Linked DNA regions of Mus musculus: all the other regions are linked to region 3. A link is a contact called in ENCODE Hi-C or POLR2A ChIA-PET data. All regions are on one chromosome and are shown on one strand. Each heading gives the region's core, a stretch centred on a gene start or an enhancer-like site at or near the end of the contact. The rest is flanking DNA. Distances are from core to core; before and after follow the strand shown.

Region 1 (2,774 bases), core at 136-2,635, 220 kb before region 3:
CACATACACTATAGATAATCCTATAGATTTTATAAGCAGATAAGCATTTATATAAGTGTACTACTAGTTAAGGAGCTAAATAAAATTCAGACTCAAAGTTTTTAGGGTCTCAATGCAGCTTAGGGCGCTTCAAACCTGACATCCTCCTGCCTCATCCTCCTAAACTTCAGGATTAAACTCCACTAAGCCTGGCAGTAGATTCAACCACTATGTTTCCTCAAGTTAGTATTTTAGTGCTAAGTTACTTTCCACATTGTCATTAGCTGTTGACACTTTCCCCTTTGATTCTCACAAGCTTAGTAATGTTAACTGTGACATATTTAGTCAACAGGAAGTTGAAAACTAACAATCCTAAGGCACAATCCAGAGTTCAGAAAATGACCTGGGTGATCAAGCGGATAAAAAAGAAAAAAAAAAAAACCTACTCCTTAACTTATATCCAATTAGTCTGAAATTAATAAGAATGCCTAGGGTGGGGGTGAGGGGGAGGAGAAAATATACAAACTACCTCAAGTATATGTGCTCTACAAATAAGGCCTTTTGTTTTTAATTAAGAAACGCAACCCCACACTTGAATTCATTAGCTCAACGTCAATTATAAAGTTAAAAGAAAAGCACATTATTAACAACGCCAAAAGGAATCTAAAGCACGAATATGTGGGAACATCACTCTCCTCCTACATTCGCCCAACCGGTACAGAACCCACCAGTCACCCTCGCCCACCTCCCGGTTCTACGGGCCCGTGGGCCAGGTTCTGAACTCTCGCACCTTCCTGGTTGGGTGTCTGGGTGGGCGGCCAAGGTTACTTGCAGGGCACAAGAGTTCCGTATCTAGTGATGTCTCTCAGGACAAGATCACAAACACAAGGGGAAAGAGAAAGAAATCTCTCCTGCAGCACCACAGAGCTGAGCGCCAGAACCGCTGCCACGCGCGGGTCCCTCGCCCCACAGCTGGCCGCTCCGCGCTGGGACCGGTAATTCTACAGCCGCCTCGGGCCCCGCCCCGGGCCCGCGACCGTTCCGGGGCGTTCCTGCCGCGAGCGGCGCCTCCCGCGACACACGACTGTTTTCGCAAGCGAGCGAGGCCGCGGCCGCCCCGTGTCTTCGAAGCCACGGCTGCTAGGCCGCGCGGGCCCGCGATTTCCAGAGCCGCCAGGCCCGCTGACCCCGTCCCAGAAGCTCGGGCACGCCCTCTCTCCTAGCCTGGGCCCTTACCAAAGCAGCGTAGCCGCCGCGGCCCGCTTCTCCTCCTCCTCAGAGGCCGCCACGGACCCAGCGTCCCGGAGACCGGAACTTCCTCCCGGTGGGCTCCGGCTTCCACAAAGGCGTCGCGCCACCGCCTTCAGCGCTGGGCCCGCCGGGAGATGAAGTACGGCCGCAAATCCCGCGGCCTCCTCTCCCGCCGTGCCCTGCGCGCAGCGGCTTTGACGGCTGGTGGAGCTGCTGCCCAATGGAAAGGCACGCTGTTAGCCACTGCCCAATTAGAAGGCACGCTTCTCCGCAGGGCCTGCCGGGAGTTATGGTTTGGCTTCAGTGCTGTCACTGCTTCTCTGGTGTTTTCCTCGCAAGTGTGCAAGGGGTCCGGGTGGCTTAGACAGCCTAGTGACACACCCTGCCAGGTGCTGGGGGACGGTCCTGCCTTGCCCCTTGGGAAAGAGAGAGATTGTCAGTTCGGGTGCAGAAAATGGGAGGAGATCTTTCCGGTCTTATTCCGTTACGGCAAAGGGCTGCTGGCTTTTCGGCTACATAAATAAGACCCCTTCTACCTAAGTCCAGAGAATAAATGCAAAAGTACTGCTTGAGTTGAAGTATTAGGACCCAAAGACTCGTCCTTTTTTACCTTCCGACAGACTTCTGGTCAAACACTCCAGGCGGAAATCATCCGTGTAAAAAGGTTCAGTAGCTCAACCCATTAAAAAAAAATAATAAAACTTGTTTCTACAGGTCCCGCTAGCTCTAGGCAATAAATGTAGACACGCGTGACTCGCCACAAAAACTGCACATCGTAATTCTAACGGAAAGAAAGCAAAGTAACTGTTGATACGCAACCTCTTCCAGAATCTTCCAGCTAATGATCTACCTGACTCCCAAGTTCTCAGGTAGATTGTCTATATTGTGAGGGGTTTGCTTATCCCAGCCACCTGGTGCCTTGTGTGTATGCCCTGGCGATATATGATATTGTAGCCTAATTCGATTCTTCAAGGTCAAAGAAAGACACTTGGAGAAACAGTTCATCAGTTAAAAACACTGGTTGCTCTCCAGAGGTTCAATTCCCAAAAACTACGTGGCGGTTCACAATCCTCTGTTCCTTCAGTTCAAAGAGATCCAATGCTCTTTTCTAGCCTCTGAGGGGACTGTACATATGTGACAAATAAAATATCAATAAATGCTGCTGCCATAAATGCCCACTGGAAAAAGCTGGGCATGGAGACAGGAAGTGATGGTGCAATACTTTAATCCCTCCACTCCAGAGGCAGAAACAGATGTACCTTTGAGTTCAAGGCAAGCCTGTTCTACAGAGTGAGTTCTAGTACAGTCTGGGCTACAAAAAGGAACCCCTGTGTGATGGTTTGCATATGCTCAGCTCAGGGAGTGGCACTATTAGAAGTTGTGACCCTGTTGGAGTAGGTGTGTCACTGTGGGTGTAGGCAATAAGATTCTTATCCTAGCTGCCTGGAAGTCAGTATTCTGCTAGCAGCTTTCAGGTAAAGATGTAGAACTCTCAGCTCCTCCTAAGTCATGTCTTCCTGGATGCCATGTTCCTGCCTTGAGGA
Region 2 (3,045 bases), core at 119-2,618, 210 kb after region 3:
CCTGCCTCTGCCTCCCAAGTGCTCAGATTAAAGGTGTGCGCCACCACTGCCTGGCAGAGTCTGAGTTGTCCTTGTTTTCTGGTGTACTGTGACCTCTGCCGTGTGGTAGAAGCTCAGAGATTAGCTGAATGAAATGTCCTGATAAGTAAGCTGTTGTTTTTAGAGATTAGGAGGTTGACTTGATGAGGTCGTATGCTAAGAATAGAGACTGTTAGGCTGGGGGTTATAGCTCCAGTGGTACAGTACTTGCCTAGAATAGATGTTCTTGCCTTCCTAAAGAAAGACTTCCCAACCAAGGGATTTGTTTTCAATAGACCTGGCACATCACCTTTCTGAAATTAAGGTAACACCACCATCCATCCCCACTGAACATGCTGATGAGAGGCTCTAAAGCCACTGGGAACCCCCAACTGGAATCCTGAGCTCTACCATTAGCCTTGAAGGATTCTTGCACAGCCACTAAGCTGGTGCACTCACATGCTGAGAGTTCTCTGCCTGTCAAGCATGGGGTTGGGATAGACAGAGATTTACTCACCATGAAGAGAAATGTGTGGAGCCATCAGGTGTGGATCCATTCTGGCCACCCAGACCTGGAGGCAGGAACACACCCATAGCTGCAGGAGGCTGAGGGTGGGGATCTGAGCAGGCAATAGCCCAGGTCAGGTCAGGGGCCACTGGTATAGTTTAATAGAGATTGAGGCTGGGATACTAGGGACTAGTGGTATTGTCCAGGAAGGGTTTTGAGAAACAGTTAACAACGTGATGATGGGCATGAGGGGCTTGTGGTGTAAAATGGTACGGGGTTGTAAGTCTGGGTACAGTGAGGCTCCTGGAGGACCAGTGGTAGTCTATGTGGACACAGGAGAACCCAATGGTACAGTATGGTGGTGGTAGGGACAGCCGGGCCAAGGAGGTTCGTAGGGAGCCTCACCTGGACGGTGATACAACCCGGTCACTGTGTTCCCGTAGAACCCCCAGGCCAGCTGGATGCCCAGGAGACTTAACACCAACCACAGCAGGAGCAGCTTGAAGAGAGTCACTCGCATGTCTTGTGTCTCCCACTCCCGCAGAAAGTCGCTGCCCAGGGTGCCCAGCGCTCCGAGCACCGTGGCGGGCAAAGCTTGCAGAAACTGCCCGGCCCAAGGCTCCGCCATGACTGGCCAGCGCCCCACCGGGAGTACTGTCACCGTAGTTCTTACTGCGCAAGCGTATGGTCTTCCGGGGTTAGGCCTGTCAGTGCGCACGCGTAATACAAGGCAAGGAAGATCTACTTCGCTTGCGCGAAGTGTTGGCAGTTTGGGGAGGGGTTTTTAAAACCGCGCAGGCGCACCCAGCCCCACCCTGCTTGCTTAAAGGATGAGTGATTCGGTGAGGATAAAATAGCAACTCGCTCTTTTATAGCCCCGGTGTTCCCGTCATGCTCCACGCGTCTGCCATGATTGGTTAAGCGTCTAGCTCTCAGGGCGTGGATGCGTTCTTGAGCAATCGTGGCTGAACTGAGAGTGTGCGCGCGTGCGCGGGGCCGCGACTGGCGCCAGCTCGAGCCCGCAGGGCGCTCGGGGCCGCGCACGTCGCTCCCCGCCCTCCCGCCACCGCCCGCCCTCGTTCGCTCGCGCTCCCCGCCCGCCGCCCGCGGTCCTCCGTCGGTTCTCTCCATAGCCCGCCGTCTCCCACGGAGCTGCCCGTCCTTGGCTCGGAGCTCGCGGACTCGCGGACAAGCGTCCTCAGCGCGAAGAGGCCGGACTCGGAGTCCTCGCCTTGAGGTGAGCAGGAGCATTTCCCTCCAGCCGCCTCGGCTCCGGGCCCGGCTGGTCGGCTGATCGGCAAGCACTTTTCCGGCCTCCGGCCCGTCGCCTGCCCGCGGTCGCGCCCCACCTGCTGCTCTCGGCCCGCAGCCCCTCGCCCCGGCCCCTGACCTGGGGCCCCGCGCCCGAGGCGGCGGCCCCGCCCGCGCAGTCCCCGGAAGCGCGCCCCGCCGCCTCCAGTCCCCCTTCCCCCGCCCGGCCGGGCCTGGTGGAGCCCTAGCCGCCCGCCCTCCTCGTCGCTTCCTCTCAGGGTTGCGCCGGGCTGGGCGGGGGCTCCCGGCCGGTCCGCGACCGCGCTGGGGTAGCCTGCCACTGCGAAGCGCGTGTGGCTGTCGGGAGTTGGACTAGGCAAGAAACTCTTTTACAACTCCATTTTGCCTTTTGCATTGAACGTGGATTATTAATCCCGTTCTATACCGGGTGAAGACAGTGAGGGTTTGGGTGGATTTTCTGTTTTGAGTGCCGTATTATTGGAGATTGTGTAAGTAAAAGATTGTTTTGAAATCTTAGCGGTTATGACTCTATGGGGGAAGGTATTTTCCAGTCGAAAAAACACATAATAATTTGGCGAGGTTGCATCAAAATAGATGCATTTCTGCTTAAAGTTATTACTTCAATTAAGAATCACTGATGGGTTCCCCTTTTCAGGTCGGTTTCGTAAAATTGCATTTTTTGCAGGCAAGTTGATTTAAAAAAAAAAAAGTTCATGTTTAGTAGCTGATAGTGGAAAATTTGACACCATTTTTTTTCTTTTTTGCCCCAGAATTGGTTCTACTTGTATTTTCTAATAGTCATCACTAAATTTTGACCTATTAGTTATTTATTTGGTTTTGTCTTCTGGTATATTTTGAAATAAGTGCTTTTTGCATGTTATATATAACATTATATATGTATAATATGTAGTACACGTATAATGTACATCCCCCATGCCAGTCTGAAAGGGGAAAACTTATATTTTAGGATGCGGTATGTGGTGAGAATTTTTAGCCACTTAGTGTCACGTGCCCAAATGTGTATGTACCATGTGGAATGTTTTTTTCACCTTTCATTGGCTAGTTTGAGCATTTGACTCACGTATTATTAAACTAAGAAAACAAGATCAGGTCTTAATATTGAAGACTCTGAGATGTTGTTTGGAGTATTTCTCCGGAGCAGTGACGTTTCTTAGGGACATAAAATATATGGAGCTTGTTTTTTTCCTATTTTATTTTCCTCTTTGGTGTTGGCTTGGGACACAGTG
Region 3 (2,781 bases), core at 159-2,658:
AGCCTGAGAACAGGGGTTGCAGGTCAGGAAGGTGCCAAGTCGTCCCCCCCAACAGCCTTGTGCTGGCCCCCTTACTGGTCACAACCTCTTAGCTGAGTCTCTGTCTCTGTCTGTCTGTCTGTCTCTCTCTCCTTTCTTTATAAGCCCTTTTAGGTCTGGCGTTATAAAATCAGAATTGGCCGCACAGGAGGCTATCTCCCAGCTAACTGGGACTCTGAAATCATACCAGCCCATGAAGCACTCCCAGCCTCAAGCTGGCTGGCCTTTTTTCTCTTCCTTAGGTTACTGACTCGACTGTCTCCAGAGTCCTAGGGACCTAGGCCCTAGTTTAGAAGAAGCTCCTAGTATTTATCAGGCCATGTCTCCAGAGACCAGACAAGCTCTCAGGGGTCAGGCACCTTGCTCTTTGCTCCCCTGAAGCCACCCAAAGTTGTCCCTGAAGGGGATAGGCACAGAGCACAACACCCTAAGGACACATGGCGACATTTATGAAAGGCTAGCAAGGCAGGTGGCTGCGGTCTTGTCTACAGACTGCTCCTGTCACACTTACTCCCCCCGGGTTTCCACACTGTTGCCCGCAGGCCCGGCAAACACCACCGAGTCTCCATCATGGAACACTAGGTACTGGCGGCAGAATCGGATGTTCTCCATTCGATCCAAGTCCCTCTGAGTCCACTCTGCAAGGGAGGCAGGGGGCTGCTCAACTTGTCTGGGCCAGTTTGGACCACTGCCCACCAATCAAGGCCTATCTTTCCCAGTCTGTCTCCGGACAGCCTGAGTATAGCCTGGACAACACTTCACTTAATATAACCTAAGCCTAGGCTCCCAGAGCCTGAGCTGACGGTCAGAGAGAACCCACTACCAACCACAGAATTTTAAGGGCAACATAGCTGTTGTTGGGTTGTAGAATGTAAGGGCCGGAGAGTCCTGCGAGGCCCACACCTTGCACTCAGGTCTGAATTTTACTCCCACACCTTCAACTCATTTACGGAATTATTTATCAGTAAGGCTAGTGCAGCCCCCAAAACACCTGTGCGCAGGAACTACAGTTGGGTTTCCTCCCCAAACCCGTGTCAAGCAGCGTGCCCTCCACAGTCCCCATCTCTCCACCTGGATGCACGGCCCGTCGCCACCCAGTTCCCTCGGTCTACACACCAGTGTGCACAGTCCGATAGAGGCCCCCATACTGCGTGGTGACCTCCGGGCCCAGGCAGGCGGCGCTCAGCGAAGGCTGGCGGCTAAGGCCCCGGTACAGCGCTGCCGCCTCCTGGGGCTCACTCAGCAGCACCTGCGCAGGGGACACACCAGGGTCAGGCTCAGCCCGGGCTACGGAGGCCACGGGGGCCACGGGCCGAGCCCTCACCTGACGCTCCATAGTCGGTCTTTCGGTAGCAGCTAAGTCCCGGAAGTGAAGCTCCGGGGGCGGGGCCTAAGGCGGTCCCCAGTTTCCGCTACACTCAGTGGCGACCTGGGACCCGCAGGGCCCTGTATAAGCTCCGGCCAGTCGGCAGGGGGCGGGGCCTGGATAGTAAGAAGGCGGGGCCTACGAAGGAGCCGCCCGGAGGGGAGGAGCGGGAAACAAAAATTCAGTCGAAGACTAGGCAAGTGGGAGGCAGAATCAGGGAGTCGAGTCCTGGGATTTTTAGAGAGGGGAGGCTCCGAGGAGTGAGGGCGGACGTATAGCAGCAGAATACAGAGCCGGTGTTCAGAGACAGGGCAGGTCTGGGAGGAGTGAAGGAAGTAGGATTGGACTCCAGCCGACTGTGAGCTGAAAGCTGCGGGATCAGAGAGAAAGCCCTGAGCGTTCGAAGGGTGGGGCTTCGGAGGAACACTAATGATCCTTAAGGATGAGGGGGCGGGGGCGGGGGCGGGGACGGGTGGGAACCGAATACAGAGACTAGCGGGTCTGTGAAAGCGGAATGTTGCGGGGCGCCTCAGTCGCAGGGATCTCTTTCAGCGCTCTCCCCATCTACTGCAAGCCAGGCGATTAGGAGTGGGAAACTTAGGTTCCCGGGTGGAGCCCTGGGGCGCCGGGCAAAGGGCGGTGCTGAACTCTCTGGGTGCTACCCTGGCTTATCAATCACCAGACTTGCCCCTAAAGCTATCTGTTGCCACAGCCTTAACCCGCCCTTCTCAGAAGCTCCTTGCTGCGGATCGTGAGCCGACTGGGTCTCAACCTACTCCAAGGGCCGATGTGGAGGGTCAGACTTCACCTAAGAGCAGCGAGCGTGCTGTGGAAAGAAGAGCCTAGGCAGACAGTCTCCTGCACACGACACAGGACTAGGTTGACTTAGGTGACAGCAGAGAGCAAGAGTGGTTGGGCAACAGTAGGTATCTCCCCCTCCTCCATATAGCTTGAGAGTGGCTGGTCTTTTAGACCAGCTATGGGCCCCCTTGAATGAGTGCTTTCTTTCTTACTTGAGGCAAAATTGATACTCTTTAATCTCTGTTTCTTATTTTCTAGTGCTGCTTAACTTATATTTGTTTAGTTTCTCTACGTAGTTCTGGCCTCAAACTCACAGAGACCCACCTATCTCTGTCTCCCAAGAGCTGGGATTAAATGTGTGGGCTATGATATCCAGCTTGAACTATTCTTGACTATACTAAGGATTAAAGTCTCAGCCATGGGGGACTGGGGGGGGGGGGGGAGTTTCGAACAAGGTAGGCAGATGTAAAGCTTGTTTGATAGCACCAGGGGGCAGCACTTGCCCATCTAGCTCCTGGGAACCAGGATCCTGAAAACTGTCTGGTGGCTTAGGACAAGCCTTTGCACCTTCCTGG

What was found. A loop is a pair of places that touch in the nucleus more often than their neighbours do. ChIA-PET counts read pairs that join two places held with the same protein, here RNA polymerase II (POLR2A).
Region 1: POLR2A ChIA-PET joins it to region 3 with 10 read pairs in embryonic stem cell. The contact joins the promoter of Rbm6 here to the promoter of Apeh in region 3. POLR2A ChIA-PET finds 5 or more read pairs at or near these places in 2 of 5 experiments (Patski and embryonic stem cell).
Region 2: POLR2A ChIA-PET joins it to region 3 with 19 read pairs in Patski. The contact joins the promoter of Tcta here to the promoter of Apeh in region 3. A Hi-C loop is called at or near these places in 1 of 37 maps with a recorded cell type or tissue (gastrocnemius). POLR2A ChIA-PET finds 5 or more read pairs at or near these places in 3 of 5 experiments (Patski and embryonic stem cell).

The regions. Positions count from the first base shown.
Region 1 is chr9:107,871,434-107,874,207 of GRCm38, forward strand. It overlaps Rbm6 (RNA binding motif protein 6), which reads right to left and starts at 1,386. Exons shown (of 21, transcript NM_011251.3): 1 at 1,216-1,386.
Region 2 is chr9:108,304,791-108,307,835 of GRCm38, forward strand. It overlaps Tcta (T cell leukemia translocation altered gene), which reads right to left and starts at 1,369. Exons shown (of 3, transcript NM_001311156.1): 1 at 932-1,369; 2 at 536-590. The coding sequence starts at 1,154. Rhoa (ras homolog family member A) reads left to right here and starts at 1,370. Exons shown (of 6, transcript NM_016802.5): 1 at 1,370-1,763.
Region 3 is chr9:108,093,072-108,095,852 of GRCm38, forward strand. It overlaps Apeh (acylpeptide hydrolase), which reads right to left and starts at 1,409. Exons shown (of 22, transcript NM_146226.2): 1 at 1,364-1,409; 2 at 1,156-1,288; 3 at 551-677; 4 at 1-3. The coding sequence starts at 1,375.